Linked DNA regions of Homo sapiens: all the other regions are linked to region 2. A link is a contact called in ENCODE Hi-C data. All regions are on one chromosome and are shown on one strand. Each heading gives the region's core, a stretch centred on a gene start or an enhancer-like site at or near the end of the contact. The rest is flanking DNA. Distances are from core to core; before and after follow the strand shown. Region 1 has its middle 110 kb from the start of FAM53A. Region 2 holds the start of TMEM175 (transmembrane protein 175). Region 3 holds the start of ZNF718 (zinc finger protein 718).

The links. Hi-C counts contacts between places; a loop is a spot of excess contacts on that map. Pooled maps may share reads with other maps.
Region 1: a loop to region 2 is called in a map with no recorded cell type, with 22 times the contacts of the local background. The contact joins the enhancer-like site here to the promoter of TMEM175 in region 2. A Hi-C loop is called at or near these places in 4 of 37 single-sample maps with no recorded cell type and 10 of 50 pooled maps.
Region 3: a pooled map shows a loop between it and region 2 (11-fold over the local background). The contact joins the promoter of ZNF718 here to the promoter of TMEM175 in region 2. A Hi-C loop is called at or near these places in 1 of 37 single-sample maps with no recorded cell type and 10 of 50 pooled maps.

The regions. Positions count from the first base shown.
Region 1 is chr4:1,577,906-1,580,635 of GRCh38, reverse strand. It overlaps a transcript of FAM53A not described here. Among named protein-coding and RNA genes, the nearest start is that of FAM53A, 110 kb to the left of the region's middle. RefSeq lists silencers at 1-57, 238-297, 1,095-1,374 and enhancers at 1,756-2,628, 2,629-2,730. Within about 2 kb of position 1,280, at least 31 of the 41 ENCODE cell types and tissues checked have a DNase peak (open chromatin) inside an H3K27ac peak, as active enhancers do.
Region 2 is chr4:931,159-933,858 of GRCh38, reverse strand. TMEM175 (transmembrane protein 175) reads right to left here and starts at 1,399. Exons shown (of 11, transcript NM_032326.4): 1 at 1,319-1,399. It overlaps GAK (cyclin G associated kinase), which reads left to right and starts at 1,543. Exons shown (of 28, transcript NM_005255.4): 1 at 1,543-1,816. The coding sequence starts at 1,672. RefSeq lists an enhancer at 958-1,277 and a silencer at 1,438-1,757.
Region 3 is chr4:123,251-126,031 of GRCh38, reverse strand. It overlaps ZNF718 (zinc finger protein 718), which reads right to left and starts at 1,531. Exons shown (of 4, transcript NM_001039127.6): 1 at 1,359-1,531. The coding sequence starts at 1,361. It overlaps LOC124900641, which reads left to right and starts at 441. Exons shown (of 1, transcript XM_047416469.1): 1 at 441-2,781. The coding sequence starts at 784. The coding sequence ends at 1,260. RefSeq lists enhancers at 297-356, 617-816, 1,107-1,546.

The DNA.
Region 1 (2,730 bases), core at 31-2,530, 650 kb before region 2:
GGGCAGGGCCTGGGCAGGAGGCAGGGCCTAGGCGGGAGGTGGGGCCCGAGGTAGGAGGCGGGGCCTAGGGCGGGAGGTGGGGCCCGGCTCCCTGAGTGGAGGCGGGGTCCGGGCGGGAGGCGGGTGGGGTCTGGGGCTCCGTGCACCCCGCGCCGGGGATGCTTTCTCCCTAGCTTGTTGCGCCGTCCGGTTCTGCCCCAGCCTTAGATCTCAGCTCTGAGCTGCCCTCACATCCCTGCAGATCTTTTCTGGCCACACTGGTGGCCCGCGGGGTATGGCTGCTTCCGTCTCGCGGCGTTGGCCTCCCTGACTGGCCGCCGGTGTAGGGCGCCGTGGGCGGGGTCCCTGGGGCGAGGCTGCCTGGCCTCCGCGGTTGGTTCGGCGGCCGCGGGGCTGCAGCTCCCGGCTCGCACTCCATCATCGACGGATGACAGCGGGAACGGTGGGAGTTCATTACAGGGACCATGAATTGTTGGAGGTAATTTAGATTACAATTTAAAGTTTAATTTAAAAATCTATCAACAAATGTGAAAGTACTGGAGGAACATTTTAAAATGCACTTTAATCTCACCAGCACAAATAGCTTCTCGGGGCTCTAAACATCATCACCTGGAAAAACAGTAAAACTTTACTGCATCTTTAATTAAATTACAAACACAAAGGATAATTAACTTTTTTATTTTTATTTTATTCCTGCCATTGTTTCTCCTTCGAGTCAATATCTTCCGGCTGCAGGAGCGGCTGTTAGGAGGAAGTTTACGGCGAGGCCTGATGGGTGGATGCCCCGGGGCGGATGCTCGGCCCCTGCGCCCTCCCTGCGGGCCCCGCAGCGCTGGGGCCGCGCCCCTTCGTATCCCCACAGCGCGGACACTCCTGGCCAGCCCGTGGCGGGAGGCGCCCTGGGGACACGCGTGGCCGTGGCTCGCGGGTGTCGCGTGTGCTCACCTCGGACCTGGGCGTTCTGAGTCGTAACTCACTCACGCCTCGCAGCGGCGCTGGGAGGCAGCCCCACCCCCTTTTACAGGCGGGGAAACGGGGGCTCAGAGAGGTCGGGCCATCCGCCCTGGTCACACAGAGGCTGCGTCACCGGCTGACTCGAGCCTGGCCCCACCCGTGCGCGTTGCACTTCTGGGTGCTGGGCTGCGGCCCAAGCCTCCTCCCCAGGACGCGGGGCTGGGACAAGGGGGCGAGTGCGGAGGGCGGGGGGGTGGCGCAGGCGCCCACGCAGGGGCTTGACATGCCGGTCCCCATGGGGTAGTAGACCGTGGGGGCCCGAGGGCGGCCGGGGTAGGGAGGGGCCTCCCACGAGGGCCGTGGGCGCAGCGGCAGGGCCCAGCCGAGGCCACCAGGGGGCGCCCAGCAGGCGCGGGCGGGGCCGGGGGCCGGGGCTCTGGCTGGGACCCTCGGGCGGGGATGGCGGCTAGGGGCGGGGGCGCGCCAGGGCAGGGAGGGCAGGGGGGGCAGGGGCCTGACGGGAGCCCCTGGAGGCGCAGCCGCCTCCGGGCTGGTCGGATTCGGGAGCGCTCGGGAGGGGCGTCCAGCAGCGCTGGGAAGGGGACCTCGATTCCGGCCTGGAGGGCGGGCGGTGCAATGGGGGGAGCGCCCCGGCTCTGCGCCTGCGGGGGTGGGGGGCCTAGGGGTGTCGCAGCCGGGCCGCGCCCTTTCCCGCCTGCTCTGCCTCGAGAGGCGACCCCTCTCCTCCCCCTCTTCTCTCCCCTCCCCCTCTTCTCTCCCCTCCCCCTCTTCTCTCCCCTCCCCCTCTTCTCTCCCCTCCCCCTCTTCTCTCCCCTCCCCCTCTTCTCTCCCCTCCCCCTCTTCTCTCCCCTCCCCCTCTTCTCTCCTCTCCCCCTCTTCTCTCCCCTCCTCCGCCCCTTCCCTGCCCTGCCCTCCCCTCCCTTCCCTGGTGACGGTGGGAGCTTTGGTTCGCTGCTTGCCTCCTCCGAGCCTCGTTGTCTGCAGAGGGCGGTTCGGGGTAGGGGGGTCGCGACCTCGTAGGTGGGCGTGGAGGGCAGGGCGCTTCCCATGGGGACCTGCAGAGTCTAGTGGGTCTGTCGCGCTCACGACAAATCTTCTGCCCCCAGCAAGGCCCGTGTGATGCCCTCTCCCCGTAACTGAGGGTCCCCTCACCTCCTACCCCCACACGTTCCTGCAGAGCTTCCAGGCCACACCGGCTCTCACGCCAACGCTCGCGCCCTTCTACACACCGGGTGCGGGCACTAGCGCACGCACCGCTGTCCCCAAGGCTGGTCGGCCCCTCCTGCCTGGCACGCCCGCCCCTGGCACTTGCACGCAGACGGGGTGCAGGCCACCCGGGGTGTTCAGTTTTAGTGCAGTGGCTGCTTAATTATTGGTTAATCTAGCAATTTAGCATGCTTCATTTAATTCTAATTAGGAGAATTAATAGGCAGGGAATAGCGATTTCAATAGACTGGCACAAAACAAAACCTAGCCTGGACATCGTGCCGGTCTGGGGGCCGTGTCCAGGCTTGGGGGGGGCCTGGGGGTGTTGACAGCCAGGACTGCAGACCTTCCCAGGCGCCTGAAGGTCGTGGCAGGGGAAGGCGCTCAGGGCAGGCAGGAATCGCAGGCAGGAATCGTGCTGTGGCTGCTCACCCCGGCCTGCAAGGGCAGCCAGGTCAAGGGCATGGGGAGAACCCCCAGAGCATCCCCGGGCAGCACCCCCACAGCCCCCCACCTGCACCCCCGCAGCCCCTCACCTGCAGCCCCCGA
Region 2 (2,700 bases), core at 150-2,649:
TGCAATACTTCATTCCATAACATAGATAAGTGTTCCAACGAGCTGAGGCTATTATCTTTTAATGATAAAGATAACAGATGTTAGCTTCTGGGACGGCTAAGAGGCTGATGTGAGCTTTAGAATCCATTTTTGAGTTGGAGAACAAATAACTCTGTTGAAGGGGTTGCAACCTTAAATGACTATAGGAACCAGGCAGGTAACATACATGAGCCCATCTGGTCAGGCAAATGACTGTGTCTTACCTCAAGGGACCACTCTAGGTAATTGGTAACACACATCATTTTGGGTCCAATATTGACAGGTTTGATTTTTCCACAGAAGCTGGAAAACTAGGTTTTTAACATTTAGGCCTTTCAATTATTATTATTATTATTATTTATTTTTTGAGGCGGAGTCTCAGGCTAGGGTACAGTGGCGCCCGCCTCCCGGGTTCAAGCGATTCTCCTGCCTCAGCCTCCCGAGTAGCTGGGATTACAGGCACCCGCCACCACGCTCGGCTAATTTTTGTATTTTTAGTAGAGACGGGGTTTCACCATGTTGACCAGGCTGGTCTGGAACTCCTGACCTCAGGTGATCCGCCTGCCTCGGCCTCCCAAAGCACTGGGATTACAGGTGTAAGCCACCGCGCCTGGCATCAGTCTTTAAATGATAGCAACTAATTCACCTCCTGCTACCCACTCCCAACCCCCAAATACTGTGTGGGCCAAAAACTAAAAATGCATTGTCTGTGAGCCATTTCCTTATTATCCTATAAGGAAAGTCACCATTTCATCTCCAAATAGTTGGGCATTACGAACCCTTCCAAGTGGTTCATGAGGATTTGCTTTTGCCTTGGAAAATGTCAGGGTGAGAACGAACCTTGAGGGTCACAGGGCAGTCTCTGCAGTGTTGTGGTTGCCCAGGACGAAGGTTTTTCTAGCCCACGGCTCCCACTACTGGTCACTGCCCCAGGCCAGACCCTGGCCCTCTCCTCGGAAGACAGAGCAATGCAGCAGCGTTTCCCCTGCAAACTGCCTGCCTGGCTGCTGGGAGGGGGCTGCCAACCTTACTCACTAAGCGTCACAGGAAACTCCGACCTCCATGAGACGAAAACCAAGTATTTACTGAAAGCTTAACGCACGCTAACTCCTTGCTCCTTAGCCAACTGAGAGAAAAATTCGCGAACCCATTCGCAAACGCGGCGCTAACAGCAAACGGGAGGCTGACTCCACCCAGAGGATGGCGAAGCGCTTAAACCGGAGACACCTGAGAAGGAGCCTCCCACAAAACAGACCATGTGGGGAACGGTACCGGGAGCTGGACTGGGGCGCTGAACTACCTGGGCGGGAATCGCCTCGGCGACTGTTCCGCGCGCCTCCGCTTGAGTCAGCCCGGCCGGGAGCTTGACAGCCGGAAGTTCATCGCAAGCCCGGCGACGCCGCGCACGCGCTGTCTCCGTCAGACCTCCGCGCCTGCGCGCGCAGCCAGGAAGTGAGGCCGCGGCGGAGGGGACGGGGCTAGGCCGGGTCGCCGCCTGACGCGACGCGTCCTCACGGGCGCCTACGTCACGGCGTCGAGGCGGAAGATGGTGCACCTCCGGGCCGGCGGTTGCTGAGCTGACCCGGACGGCGAGGGAGCGGGAGCCCGAGCCCGACCACTCCGGCTGCCGCGGGGTGCGGCGCAGCCACCGCCATGTCGCTGCTGCAGTCGGCGCTCGACTTCTTGGCGGGTCCAGGCTCCCTGGGCGGTGCTTCCGGCCGCGACCAGAGTGACTTCGTGGGGCAGACGGTGGAACTGGGCGAGCTGCGGCTGCGGGTGCGGCGGGTCCTGGCCGAAGGTGAGGCCCCGGGTCGGCAGCGCGGGTGCGGCCGCGGAGTGTTGTCTCCGGGACGCTGGGGGCAGCGTCAGCCCGGAGTGGAAGGGCGTGGGTTAGGGCTGGGGAGGGTCCCAGCGGGATCGTGGGTCAGGGTCGGCCAGGGGAGGGTCTCTGCCGAGGGCGTGGGTCAGGGCCAGGCGAAGGTCATAGCGCGGGCGTAGGTGAGTGCCTGCTGGCGGTGATTGCGGAGGGCGAGGCTGGGACCGGGTCGGGGTACTTTCTTGTCATAAGAGTAGGGTCAAGTCGGAGCAAGGCCTGGGGCTTGGGGAACCCCCTCAGGGTGGGTGGGGGAAGATGTTACGGTGAGGTGGGGGATGGTGGCAGGCAGGGAGCTTGGGTGGGGACCCACAGCGGAGACTGAGGGACGGTGCCTAGAAGGCCGACAGCTGGAGTCAGGAGGTGAGCGGTGCAGGAGGTGGGTTTAAGCCTTGGCCTTTTGCCGGACATCTGGGGTTATTGAGCAGGCAGGGACAGGACTGGACTTTGGAGGTTAGGGCTGGTTCTTCTACAGTCCAGGGAACTTGAGAGTTGGTGGGTGCACACGTGTTGCAGGTAGTTGCGGTTGTAGCCTGGGGGGTGGGGGGGTTGGCCGAGGGTAGACTGGGCTGTGTCTCGTGATCCCCCTTCGTCTTTCAACACCTCAGTGTTTCTCTTCCCGGTGAACATCTACTCGTGTGATTCCGTGTGTAGTACAGGAAGCAGAGCCAGTGGTTGTGACCTATATAGAACTTGCAGAGTGGACAGGTCACTCGGCTTAAGTCCTCTTGAGTCAGTCTTGAGTCAGTTTTGTCTCTGCATGCTATTTCTAGCTCCCTGGATGTCCTCTCCGTTCACACGGAATCGAT
Region 3 (2,781 bases), core at 282-2,781, 810 kb after region 2:
GGCCCAGGCAGGGCTACGCACTGACTGATTCCTGAGTCCATAAAGGCATAGGAGATTAAGATCAGATGGTCCAGAAGCCTGGGTTGGAGAAGGAAACGGGCTCCTGCTAAACAGATCTGGGGTTGAGATGAGCCAGGAGTCTTCTGGGCACTGCGTGTGCTTTTGGCAGAAAACTGTAGGAGCAAAACTGCCATGGGCACAATTCCTGAGGGTAGAACCCTGTCTTAGGCCAGGTGTGGCCGTGCGAATGCCCAGTGGGCGTGCTCAGGAGTGGGTTAGCATTGGGTGGGGGCTGGCAGCAGGATGCGGGGAAGGGATGTTTCTTAGAACTGCTTTCCTCTAAGTTCCCAGTCCCCTTTCTCCCCGGGAGGAGGCCTGGAGGAAGAGGACAGTGCCCAGCGGGACAGCGCCTGTGCAGAACCCGGCCGCGCCTCCTGCGGACACCAGGTGACTTCCTCCAACCCAGACTCGGCCATGTCTTTCTTCTGACAGAAAACTTGCGGAGTTTCCTCAACACCAGTCAATGCTCCAACCCCAACGGGGTGTCCAGCAACTCACTAACGACACCACCCAGAGTCAGCGCTGACCCCACAAGCTCAGCACTCTTCCCGCAGCTGCTCTCCTGCAGACGCCAGTCCCTGCCTCTGGACACCCGTCTTCATTTCTGAACCCCTGCCTACAAACCAGGGACGCCCACACCCTCCTCAAGTTCAATAATGTGGCAGAACTACTCACAGAACTAAGAGAAGCGCTGTGCGCACCGACACCAGCGTATTCTAAAAGATGCGAACAGACACCAGCGTATTCAGGAACAGCCACGCGGAGGAGGCGCACAGGGCAAGGGGACTGGCGGCAAAGTTGGCGCAGGCAGGTGATTTGCTTCGCTTCCTCACACACCTCACAAAAGCCTTTCCTTCAAGACCCGCTGGCAGTCCCCAAACCACGAGCCACGGCAGAGCTTTCCCATTAATAAGTCCTGTTTGCTCACATGAACTCCATGTTTTGATGGGGCCTCAATCTCATTCTGAACAGGGTAAAGTAGGGACGGGATTCCGGACCACAGCTCCTCCCACGCCGGCACCGCGCAGGCCGCCGCGGTGTCTTCCGGATGAGCTCCTACTCACTCCACAGCCCGGGGAAAGTGCAGGGCTACCGGCGCAGAGCTGCACAAGGAGGGCTGCAGGCTGGGCCAGAGCCGCTGTACGGGGACTGACAAGAGCGCGGGTCCCTCACCGGAGGGGACTGAGGACAGAGGGCTGAGCGGGAACTCCATTCACAGACTCCTCCCACCGCCGCCATTTCCCGCCGGTTCCGATGAGGCCTCCACAGCCTTGGGACGCCCTGCCCTGCACACTCACCATTTCCCGACTTCAGGAGTGTCCCAGAGTCTTAGATACGAATCATCCAATACCGGCAGGTCACAGAGCCACAGAGGCTGAGGCTGTGGCAGAATCACCGAGGCTTCCCTAAGGAGCGGGAGCAGAGCGATGAGGCCCTAACCGAGCTCTGGCTGGAGCTACAAGCAAAAGCCGCGCCAGATCCCGGATGCCGCACCCTCCTCTCTGCTGCGCGCCTCATTCGGCAGTTGTCAATCCAGCGCTCTAATTGGATAGAGCTGTAAGTCTCCCGCCTCAGGCCTTGAGTGACAGAAGTTGCAACCATACACAGCACTGAATGAGGCGAGAGTGACAGGCTCTGGCCTCCTGGTACTTTGAGGCAGGTTTTTTGTGTTTGTTTTTTGAGTCTGGCTCTTCTCGCCCAGGCTGGAGTGCAGTGGCGCGAACTCGGCTCTCTGCAACCTCTGCCTCCCGGGTTTAAGCGATTCTCCTCAGCCTCCCAAGTAGCTGGGATTACAGGTGCCCACCACCACACCCGGCCAATTTCTGTATTTTTAGCAGAGACAGGGTTTCACCATGTTGGCCAGGCTGGTCTTGAACTCCTGACCTCAGGGTATCTGTTCGCCTATGTCTCCCAAAATGCTGGGATTAAAGGCGTGAGCCACCACGCCCGGCCCAGGCTGGGGTGTTATCTCTGTGCTTGGCTTGGTACAGCCCAGTGGTCATTTTTTTAACCTTGTGGTATGTAAGGTTAGGTCCATTTATAATATAAATTATACACACACGCATGCATGCACGCACATGCACACACACGTACACATGCACGCGTGCATACACAAACTTGTTCACAAACGGAAACAATATAATGACAATTATTTTAATGTTTTATAACCTTTCTGGCCTCTGGTCTTTTGAGTAGGACACATGAGATTTTAAGAAGGAAGTAATCCTCTAAAAAATAAAATGTTAGCTATTAGTGAATTTTCAATTTTTTATTAGCCACATCGAAAATAATAAAAACAAGTGAGATTGTTTGTGATAATTTTAGCCTACTATATCCAAAATATTATTGTTTTAATATGTGATCAATATATAATTGAGAGGTGAAGCCAGCTGGACTTCCTGGGTAAACTGGGGACTTGGAGAACTTTCCTGTCTTACAAGAGGATTGTAAAATGTACCAATCAGCACTCTGTAAAAACGCACCAATCAGTGCTCTGTAGCTAGCAAGGGGATTGTAAAATGCACCAATCAGCACTCTGTAAAATGCACCAATCAGCAGGATCCTAAAAGTAGCCAATTGCAGGGAGGATTGAAAAAAGGGCACTGTGATAGGACAAAAACGGAACACGGGAGGGCACAATTAAGGGGAAATGGGAGGTGGAATAAAAGCTGACCACCCCAGCCAGCAGTGGCAACCAACTGGGGTCCCCTTCGATGCTGT